2 separate regions of the Homo sapiens genome follow, and region 2 is linked to region 1. A link is an interaction called in ENCODE POLR2A ChIA-PET data of the cell type or tissue named here. Cell type or tissue: GM12878. All regions are shown on one strand.

What was found. ChIA-PET counts read pairs that join two places held together with the same protein. Peaks named below come from ENCODE experiments on the same cell type or tissue, not always from the same donor. Only the 100,000 strongest peaks of a DNase experiment are listed, where the experiment ranks them.
Region 2: POLR2A ChIA-PET joins it to region 1 with 8 read pairs; 1 of 35 experiments calls an interaction of 5 or more read pairs at or near these places.

What each region holds. Positions count from the first base shown.
Region 1 is chr7:28,477,714-28,482,713 of GRCh38, forward strand. All of the region lies in intron 1 of CREB5 (cAMP responsive element binding protein 5), which reads left to right. Among named protein-coding and RNA genes, the nearest start is that of CREB5, 68 kb to the left of the region's middle. In GM12878, no CTCF peak of the experiment used is centred here; DNase peaks (open chromatin) are centred at 1,099, 2,038 and 3,908; H3K27ac peaks cover 3,383 bases.
Region 2 is chr7:28,617,043-28,622,042 of GRCh38, forward strand. All of the region lies in intron 5 of CREB5 (cAMP responsive element binding protein 5), which reads left to right. Among named protein-coding and RNA genes, the nearest start is that of CREB5, 210 kb to the left of the region's middle. In GM12878, no CTCF peak of the experiment used is centred here; a DNase peak (open chromatin) is centred at 4,549; H3K27ac peaks cover 890 bases.

The DNA of each region.
Region 1 (5,000 bases):
TTTAGTGGATTTGCAGGCTTTAGTGAGTGATTCTTTGTTTAGTAGGAAGTTGAGAAAGATATGAAGGACTTTTCTAGTCCATGGAAATAATCTAGGAATCCCCCAAAACACAGCTTATTAGCTGGGCATGGTGGCTCACACCTATAATCCCAGCACTTTGGGAAGATGAGGCAGCAGGATTGCTTGAGCCCGGGAGTTTGAGACCAGCCTGGGCAACACAGGGAGACCCTATCTCTACAAAAAGTAAAAAATTAGCTGGGTGTGGTGGTGCACACCTGTGGTGTCCCAACTATTTGAGAGGCTGAGGTGGGAGGGTCCCTTGAGCCCTGGAGTTTGAGGCCACAGTGAGCTGTGATCACTCCAGCCTGAGTGACAGAGAGAGACCATGTCTCAAAACAAACAGACAAACAAACAAACCCCGCAAAACCCCACACGGCTTATTTCTGCACTTTAAACATATTTAATGATCCTTCATTCTGGTGAACCTTGTGCAGAAAGGTGGGCCAAGAGTTTTGTAGTTGCTTCCTTATGAGATCAGTATCCTCCTCATGGTACAATACGAGCTAGGCATGAGTTTTGAGTCTTGAGCTTGTTTATCAGGATGAAAGGATCCCTGTAAAGTGTGTGAATATATATACATATTTATATATATTATATATAAACTTCTCAATAAGAAAACAGGCCAAAAGAAAAAAATATGTATATGTGTGTGTATTTTTGCTCCTTTGGACTGATTAAGCTTTCTTACTGAGAAGCTGGTTAAGAGGCAAAAGTTTCCCTAATAAGTATTCTGTGAGCGGAGGGCTAATGGTGCCAGCAACGTTAAAGCAGAATTTAGAAGCTTGTGATGTTTTCTATTTAAGTATAAAAAAAGAAAGGAAAACACATTCTCTATGATGGAGCTGTCCTCTCAGTAATAATAGAAAATCAACAAGGCAATTATCACAAGTGGTAAGGCATTGGAGTAGGAGATATATTTGTATGTTGGGGCAACTCTTTCTTTTGCTACTGTTGAGTCAACACTGCTGTAGATAAAGGTTAAGTTATCTGGACAGTGGGAGCTGTAGGTGGCCAAACCAGATAATTTACCCAGAAAAAGCCACCCTAATTGATACCAGCTTAGTCATCTCTCTCCTCTATGGACTGAACCTGCAAGGGTATGCTTATGCTTAGCTTAAATGTTGGCAACAGACCCCAGCCCTCCCTCACACTGACAGGGAATGATAATTTCACATACTTTTTTGAATATTCATAAAGTTTTAATTGGCATTGAATCTGGCCTTGTCATAAGCTTAACTTTGCCCGAGTTTTTCAGAGCTCTTGGGAAAGTATAAAGAGGTGGGGACGCACTTAGTCCCTTCCTTTCATCTCCTCTTCTGTATGTGGTCTTTGTTTTCATTGTCTCACTCATCCTGTTGTGTTATTCTTAATCTGCCTTTTACCCTAAACTGGGTGGCATGGGCGAGGCAGTTGTGGGTACTTATACTCTAATTATTCTTGCAGAAGCCACACTATTGGCTATCAGATCAGGAGACTCCAGTGTTGCACAGAACCAGTCATTCTGTGCATTGCAGAATATCCCATATCCCAGGCCCCTTCCCACTAAATGCCAGGGTGACCCCCTTCTAATAATAGCAGACAATAATTGGTTTCACGTATTTCCAAATCCCCTTACTGGGCCACCCAAGGAAATGATGCCTTTTCTAGGCAGGCAGATGAAATGTGCCTTTTGCTAACATTTAGAAAGAGAACCTTGTTCGAATGATGAGAGAATCTTCAGATGGCATGAGATTTTTGCCTTAACATGGCCTTTAAGTGACCTCCTAGTACTGTCAAATGTTCACACACTTGACATTTGAAGCAGAATGTGTGAGGAATCTGAATCAAGGCTTCGGTATATTTTTACCCTGTGTTCAACGGACATCGTGAGCTGTCTCAGGCTCAGAACACAACTGCTGGCTACTTTAGAATACAACCTGGGAATGCCCCAGCTTTCTGCTGGGGTCGTGGGAAAAAAGCACCCAGTATGATACCATCATTCTCAAATGTCTTTCAAGAGGAAGTCAGTAGTGGTAATCATAGGAGTTAATAGTAAGATGAAATAGTCTCTTCCTGGTTTCGCCGAAAGCAGAGTGGTCTGGCTTGGGCATCACTGGGCTTGATGCAGTCTCACATGTGGTAGCTCACATTCATGCAGAAAAAGACACATTTTCAGATGTTTTGAGTATGACTTCAGCCCGTACATTGGGTGGACCAAATGTATATTGTTGCTGAAGATATAGATACTTATCTAGAATAAAAATCCAAAACCTCCCCCCCCCCACATTATCCAATAAAAATCATCTGCATGTGTGAAAAGAAAACTAAGACTAGACTAAAAAGTTGTGACTCTTAAGAATATTTAAAGATATTTATTTTACATGAAAATTGTTTAAAAATCAAATGCACTCAAACTGCATTAAAAAGTATCTATCTAGAGGCAGAGTAGTACCATTTGGGAACGTGTTCCAATTCTAAAGAGGCAAATTTTACTGTAGTAGGGCACAAAGGGAGAAGAGAAAACTATACTGCTGACCTTTTTCTTAGATTTTCCAAAAGGCAAGCTGCTTTCCACCAGTATGAAGAATAGATCCAGTTTTGCACTGAATTTCGTTGCTATCATAGTCTTTTCTCTCAGGAGTTCATGGGGGCAGTTATTTTAAATGACAATGAAATACTTTCTTTTCTGGAAAAATAGAGATGACAGGGTCGACCTAAACCTTGGCTATGTTTTGTTCTAATTTTTCTTTTTTGTTTTCTTTCCTTTTTGTGCACAGTGAGAGCAGGTAAAAAGGAAGAGAGTTTGCCACCAGTCAGCATGTTTTCTGAGGTTATATGTTTAGTCCCATTAGAAACAAGCTAAATTATTTGGTTACATTCAATATTTCCTTCAAAACCTAAGAATCTCTACACTTGTATTTTGTTAACCACACACATGTCAAATAAACTTTTGTTTTAGAGATGTGATGTCTTCTGCAAGAAAGTATATTGTACTGCATGGTAACAAGGGGACAAGGACCTAAATGCGGTTCATACGCATTCAGCGACTTACTCAACATTGCACCTCTCATGCTTCACACAAGTGCTTATTACCAAGTATGTTCTGAACTATTGAACCCATAGAGAGGAAAGCTATAAGACAGGATTATGTGAAACAAAAATCAGAATTAGCCAGTAACTTTGAACAAAGACCTCCTATCTAAAGAAACATATGGAAAATTTAAAAAAAAGAAAGAAAGAGGAATCTAACATATGAAAACCCAATCCCACTGGAATGTTTTCCTATACACAGCATAAACGCCACATAAATAAAACCACAAACCTCTGCAGAAGTACGTGAGAGGACGTGAGCCCCCAGCACTCTCTCCTGTTACGGCCCCCTCTGGGAAGTAAGACCCGGGTTAGTTTCCAGAGACAAAAGCTGTTTGGAAATCCTTCCTCCTGGGAGCAGTGGGCCTCATTGGAAGGGAACTTCTGACAGCCTCTAAGCATAATATAAAGTGTGACGCAATCCCAAAGGGGGCTGTGATTCAGGTTGTAGGATTCTGAGCTTTTGGGATACCAGGGGATGGCAAATATCTTTGAAGAACAGGGATATTCTTCTGGTTTGAACAGAATAGTAATATTTAACCGCAGTGTTATGTGTCAAGTTCAGGCCTTCTGGGGGAGACTACTGGCTCTAAACTGCCCAGGAACACACCCTCTTCACGCCAAGTTCTGGTGAAATGTTCACTTATAAGGTACAGCCCCACTCTTGGTCTTGTTCCCTGTGTAAATCTCTGGTTTGAAAACCTTGTAGCATTCAGGCGTTTCAAGCTTGAGGGCTGAAATGTCACTTTTAAAGCAGGGTTAAAAAGGTCACACAGCTGCAAATAATAATAGCCCAATGAAATTCAGATTCTGACTGCAGCCCGCTTCAAGAATAACACTGCAACAGGAAACAAGACCACAAGATCCTTTCACCAGTAACGCTGGTAAGAACACTACTGATAAAATGAGTATATGCATGTGTCTGTGTGAGACAGACAGACAGACATAAGGAGACAAACACACAAAGAGAGGAGAGAAAGGCACACATGGAGAAATAGACATGCAAAGAGACAGAGGGAAGATGCCCACAGAAAGAGAGAGAGACACACACAGACACACAGAAAGATACCAAGACAAACACAAAGTAATTGATTTTCTTGGACTGAAATTCAAGGTGTTTATTTTTCTGTGGAAAGTTACAATATTCAGGTTTGAAAAATAAAGATATATTTGAAATCCAGAGGACTTACTTTTCTCTTAATTTACAGTTAGCTTCCAATAGTTATGTTTTCACATAATACCTCTTTGAATGGTCCTGTTCTACAGTGTTTTACTACAATGGCACTGTTTTGCAGATGAGCAAATAAGATAATGAAAGATGCAATATCCCTCCCAAAGAAAGAAATTCTTAGCTCCAAATTGCATATGCAATTCCTTCCCAACAGCTAGCCACATGTGGGGATAACCTACCTGCATCCTTGCTTTGAAAGTAGAACCAGGCATCTTTGAAGAAAATAAATCGAGAGTGTGTTTTTGGTGAATGTGTGTTGGGTTATTATTGTGTGTGTCCCCTTGCCCTTCTGACAGATGTATTGAGATAAATATTTGCTTTGTTTCAGAAACACGAAGTGCAAATTGGCCATGGCCTTAACTAATATAATTAATAAACAACATTTGTTCCTAGGAAGAAAGCAGGATTGATGTGGAGTGTCATACAGTGTGACTGACTCAAGGTGCTCCTGTTTTCCAGCTGTTTTTGGTATTTCAGGAAGGTCCAGTTTCCTCCTCTAGAAACCTTTTGAGGTCTCATAAGCTCAACAAAGCAGAAAGATCTGTTTCGTGTGAGTCCTGCCAAGAAGGCTCTTCCCACACTCACAGGAGAGTGATAAATGCTGATAAATGTTGTCAATATCACGAATAAAATTCAAGCC
Region 2 (5,000 bases), 140 kb after region 1:
AAGGATCCTGGAATTCTTGGAAGTCTTTCTAAAAATCATCCACAAGAAGGATTCCAGGTACATGAGAGCTAAACTTGGAATTTTCCCCATGGAAAGTCTGTTTGCTATGCAGAGCCAGCTTAGGGAGTATTTAACAACATCCCTGGGAGGGAAGAGCAATTTAGAACATCTGGAGACTGCTCATTAATTGTTTATATGATAATGTTGATCTGAAATTGTAGAAACGAAAACCTGATCTGTGATCCCTCCTTCTCAACCCATTTCCCATTTCTTTTTTACCCGTGCAACTGATGAATGCACACAGGTCAGAAGTATGAGGACTGGTTTGAGGACAGTTTCAGGTTCCAAATAGGAATTATGGATCCTACTTTCTCTTTAGTGCATCTTATATTCCACTGTGGGTGTGTTCATTATTAACAGTGGCTAAGACTGAGGGGCTGAACAGGGAAAGGAGAGCAGAAAACAGAATTCCAGAATCCACCATTTGAATCACACTGGTTTGTGATGGAGGAAGCACATAAATAACATCTACAGTTCTCACCTCTGAAACTAAGAGCAATGGGGGCTTCCCTTCTTCACAGTTTCACCCAGTTCTTATTCACAGAAGGTGCTGTTCTCCTAGCACTTAATAATTCAATAATGAGAGTTGGAAGCTGTCCCAGCAGGAGATGTTATGAAACAACCTTAAAGAATAATAGAGGGGGAAAAAGAGCAGCGCTCTATTTTTAAAAAATCAGAGCCTTTCTTGGAGGCCATGAAATTCTAGGTTCAAGTTAATTATCACCAACAAATATTTATTCACATGATGAATATTTATTGAATGACTCCTTTGAGCAGCAGTATAGGTGTCATAGTGGTGTCATATTGGCACAGAGATGACAGGAAGCCATTCCTTATAAGCTAGTAGGGCAGAGACATTTGACATAACTGATTATGAAATGAGGCAAACTTTGAAAGCGCTGCATTAAAGGTACACAGAGAAAAGCTTTATGAGAACGTGATAGGAAGACATCGCTTCTAGGTGGAGGGTTGCAGGGAAGCTTAATGAAGGAGATGGCATTGATGCTGAATGTGAAAAATTGGATAGAACTTCAGCTAGGGGAGCTGGAGGGGACTATCAGTCCTGAGGGTACACTGAGCCAGGAAAGGTTGTTGGAAACAACTGTCCTGCTTGGCTTCCATTTCTTTCTTAAAGACCATTAGAACTTGGTGTCCCTGTGTGTGCCACTGGGTGAGACCATGATACAACCTGGGACAGAGCTAGAGAAGAAGGAGGAGATGCTTTAAAAATTTCCCTCATTTGCACCAACTGCACTCCTCCTGATCCTTTCAGAAATGACATGTTATTCAAACTCTGGAAAAATCAGTTTCATCTATTTTTTTTTAATCCTGAGTCAACACATCTGCTTCCTTATCAGATGCTGCTCTGATTTCAGGCCTGGTATTGCCATAGGCTCCCCTGAGTAGCCACCCACACAGTAAACAGTTGTCCCACTTTTCAGGGCTCCAGGCTGCCTGTTGGCTCTGTCTAGGTAATCCTGCGGGACCAGTAGGGCTCTCTGATTCCAGATCTATACACAGATACAGTCACACGCAGCTGGGACTTGCCTCCCGTCTCAGCAGGCATGATCTCTGTGATCCTCCCCTGGGAGGTGGAGGCCTACTAGGCCTTGGGTGAACACCCACCCCTGGCTAGACAACACCCCCAACCCCTTGATTCCTGGATAACAAGCTACCAATGGAGTCAGGCTAGCAATCTGAATATAAATGACTTACTTTCTCGATTTAATGAGAAAGAATAAATTACTTGCAATAGGAGGTTAGGTATGGTTCTGACATTGCAATATTCTCTTCAAGTTAACAGCAGGCATTTGTTACATGCTCAGAGAATTTTATGATTTATAAAGAACTTTCCAAAACAGAATATAATTTGATTCTTGTTAGAGGCTCTATCATTCTCACTTTATAGATAAAGAAATTGAGGAATTCGTTGGTTAAGAAAATAAAAATAGCCACTCTCATTGGGCACATGGCCAAGTCCTGTTCTAAACACTTTAGATTTAACTCATTTAAGCCTTTAAATCATCTTATGAGGCAGATATCATCATTATTGTCCCCATTTTGCTGCTGAAGAAAGCAGGCATGGAGAAGTTATGAACTTGCTCAAAGGCCTGCAGCTAGTAAACAGTAGAGGTGGGGTTTGAACTCAGCCATCGTGGCTCCAAGGTTACACTAGATGGCCTATAGCTTGGATCTGGAAGAGAAGATCTTTCCAAATCTGCCATTCATCCAACAAAGCAGACACCTGGATCTCACAGGGAATGTTCCTCACTGGCAAATGTTTCTGCTGGACAAATGTCTTCTCTTTTATTGGCCTGTTATAACTAGAGTGGACTTTGAGAGCGCTAAAAAGAGAACATTGTTTGCTGCCTGTTTATTTTTCCGTCATTCTACACTGAGACAGGCACCATCCTCTTCAGTGAGAAAACCACACAAATAAACCCCCTTCTTGAGCTAGGCATGGTGGCTCATGCCTGTATTCCCAGCTACTTCAGAGACTGGAGGATCACTTGAGGCCAGGAGTTTGAGACCAGCTTGGGCAACATAGCAAGACCCTCATCTCTAAAATAAATGTGTCATGTACATAAAACTATCATTCATGAAATAAAATAAGCCCACCTCTGTTACTCCAGGATGACGATGAAGGAAACCCTGAGAATCAAGAGGGCATTTCCAAGTCTTGTGGGGAGCAGAGGCTCATAGGAAATAGCACTGAACACAGAGCCAGACAACCTGGATGTTGGTCATGTGCCAAAGGTGAGATCTTAGGTTAGTTGTATTTTCTGAGCCTCGGGTGTATTAAGGAAGAGGCAGAGCCTCTTCTGCCCATTTTCTGTTATAAAAAATATGTGAAAATTATTTGAAATACTATACATTACATGCCATACTTTTAAAAATGAAATTTGATGGGTTTCTAAGCCTCTGCAGAATTTGGGCATCATTTTAATAAAATAGACTTGATGAAGTGAAGCTTCTCAAAATAATAATTTTTAAAACGGTACAATTTTAACTGGGGATATATTTAATCTGTATAGATAAGGGAAACAATTTTTGCAGTCGTCTCATAGATTCTTCTAGAAAAACTCAGAACAAACCAAACTTTTTAGAATTTATTTCACTTTGTTCTTGTTTTATTATTATTATTTTTAAAGAGGCAGGGTCTCACTATGTTACCCAGGCTGGTCCTTTAATTTCTTCCATATGGAAGTCCTTTTATTTCTTCTATAACTAAATCCATTTGGAAGAGGGGGGTGCCACTCATACCTAGTGTCTCAGTGAACAGTGCTAAAAGGGAATTCTGTGATTAAAGAATCATAGAGCTTCTTTTCCCTGTGAAAGCACACCCTCTAAGGCTGTGTCTCAGCATCTCCAGATCTTCACGCTCTGGTGCCTAATAAAAGATCATCGTTATCTCTGGAGGGAATTCTCTCAGGTAGTGAAGGTAGGCAGAAGGTAAGTTTCTAGATACAAATTATATTTGGCCTCGTGGAGATACTAGGAACTGTATATCCAGGAAATGCCTATTCCCTCCTCTTTTCCATAACTGGCCTCAGGCTCGCCCCATTTTAACCCTCTCATTGACATCCAGAGCCGCTACGGTCAAAGAGGAGGCGGCCACGAATTGACCTGAATTCAGTAATAAGCCTATCTAGTCAACCACTTCAGAGTCAGGAGTTGTCTATACAGATAGCCAAGTCTTCCTAGAAATACTGTTACCAAAGAGAGAATCAAATGGAAAAAAGACACAGTCTGTGATCCAGTCGGTATTAAAGAATAAAGGAATACTTGCTGGAATTAACATTTCGCAAACCCAATAAGAAGTCCCTAAAATTAATTTTACCTAAATCCCAGCCCCAAATTTGGAATTGAATGCTAATCCAAAAAGTTATGTTAAATCTCTACTTCCAAAATAATTTTAGAATGATGTGGCCATTTCCACAGGCCTAATATGGCAGCATCTCCCAAGGGCCATCAGAACCAAGTGGCCTTGGAATTGTGCAGTGAGACGAGGACAGCCCCTTGAGACATCCAGATTAGAATCAGTCATAAGGTCCAATCTAGTCTTGGCTGGCCTTGGGGATTCGGGGTTGGGGGGTGGGGGTCACAGGGCATCCACATCTCTGGTAGCATAATTCTTGCCAGGTCAGGTGGTGTGTAAAAAATTATAGGCATGCAGGGTCACTGGAAAATGTTGAGAGCCAGAAAGTTTGGGTTATGATAGTTATGAACAAGGGAAAGTATTTACAATACCCCTTTTGCCCCAAAATAGATTTTAAACACTATACAAGCACAATGGAATGTGTTCATTCATTTCTAACCGGATTGTCTTCTACTCTCATGTTTAGGTCATAGCTATTTCTAGGCTTTCATGTGACAAGACCTTCACAGACTAAATTCAGTGGTGTCACCTTCTGAACAAAGTGGCCACATGCGCTGTGGTTTTCCCTTGTTTATTTTGTCTTGTTTTGTTTTACACAGCCAGTATCACTAGCCTCCTGATCAAGGTTAGTAGATAGAATTCAACCCCGTTCATTTAAAAGAGTGATAAATTTATGCCAGCCCATGATCTCACTCCCCTGAGTAGCAGAATGTGTCTGTGGTGCGCTGTGAAGTCAACCTTCCGGACACAAGTGTTCTGTGTGACCCTGAAACTACACCTGAAAGACAGGATGATGTCGTCATACCAAGCAAGCATTCTGACTGCAACTTAAAGTATTAAGGACAACATATATCCAGAGGTGAAAAGAAAATGAAAATGGCTGATTTATTGTTTTAATTGAGGAAGAGCCTGTAATCCAAATAAACTATGTTGATGGAAAAGACTCACCCAAACGCCAAGGTGAAATTTCCTAATACTTCTGCCAATTTGTTAGCGAATAGATGATGAGGAAGTCTCAGGTGGATTCTACTTGTACAAGGCCAAAAAAGATCTTATTACC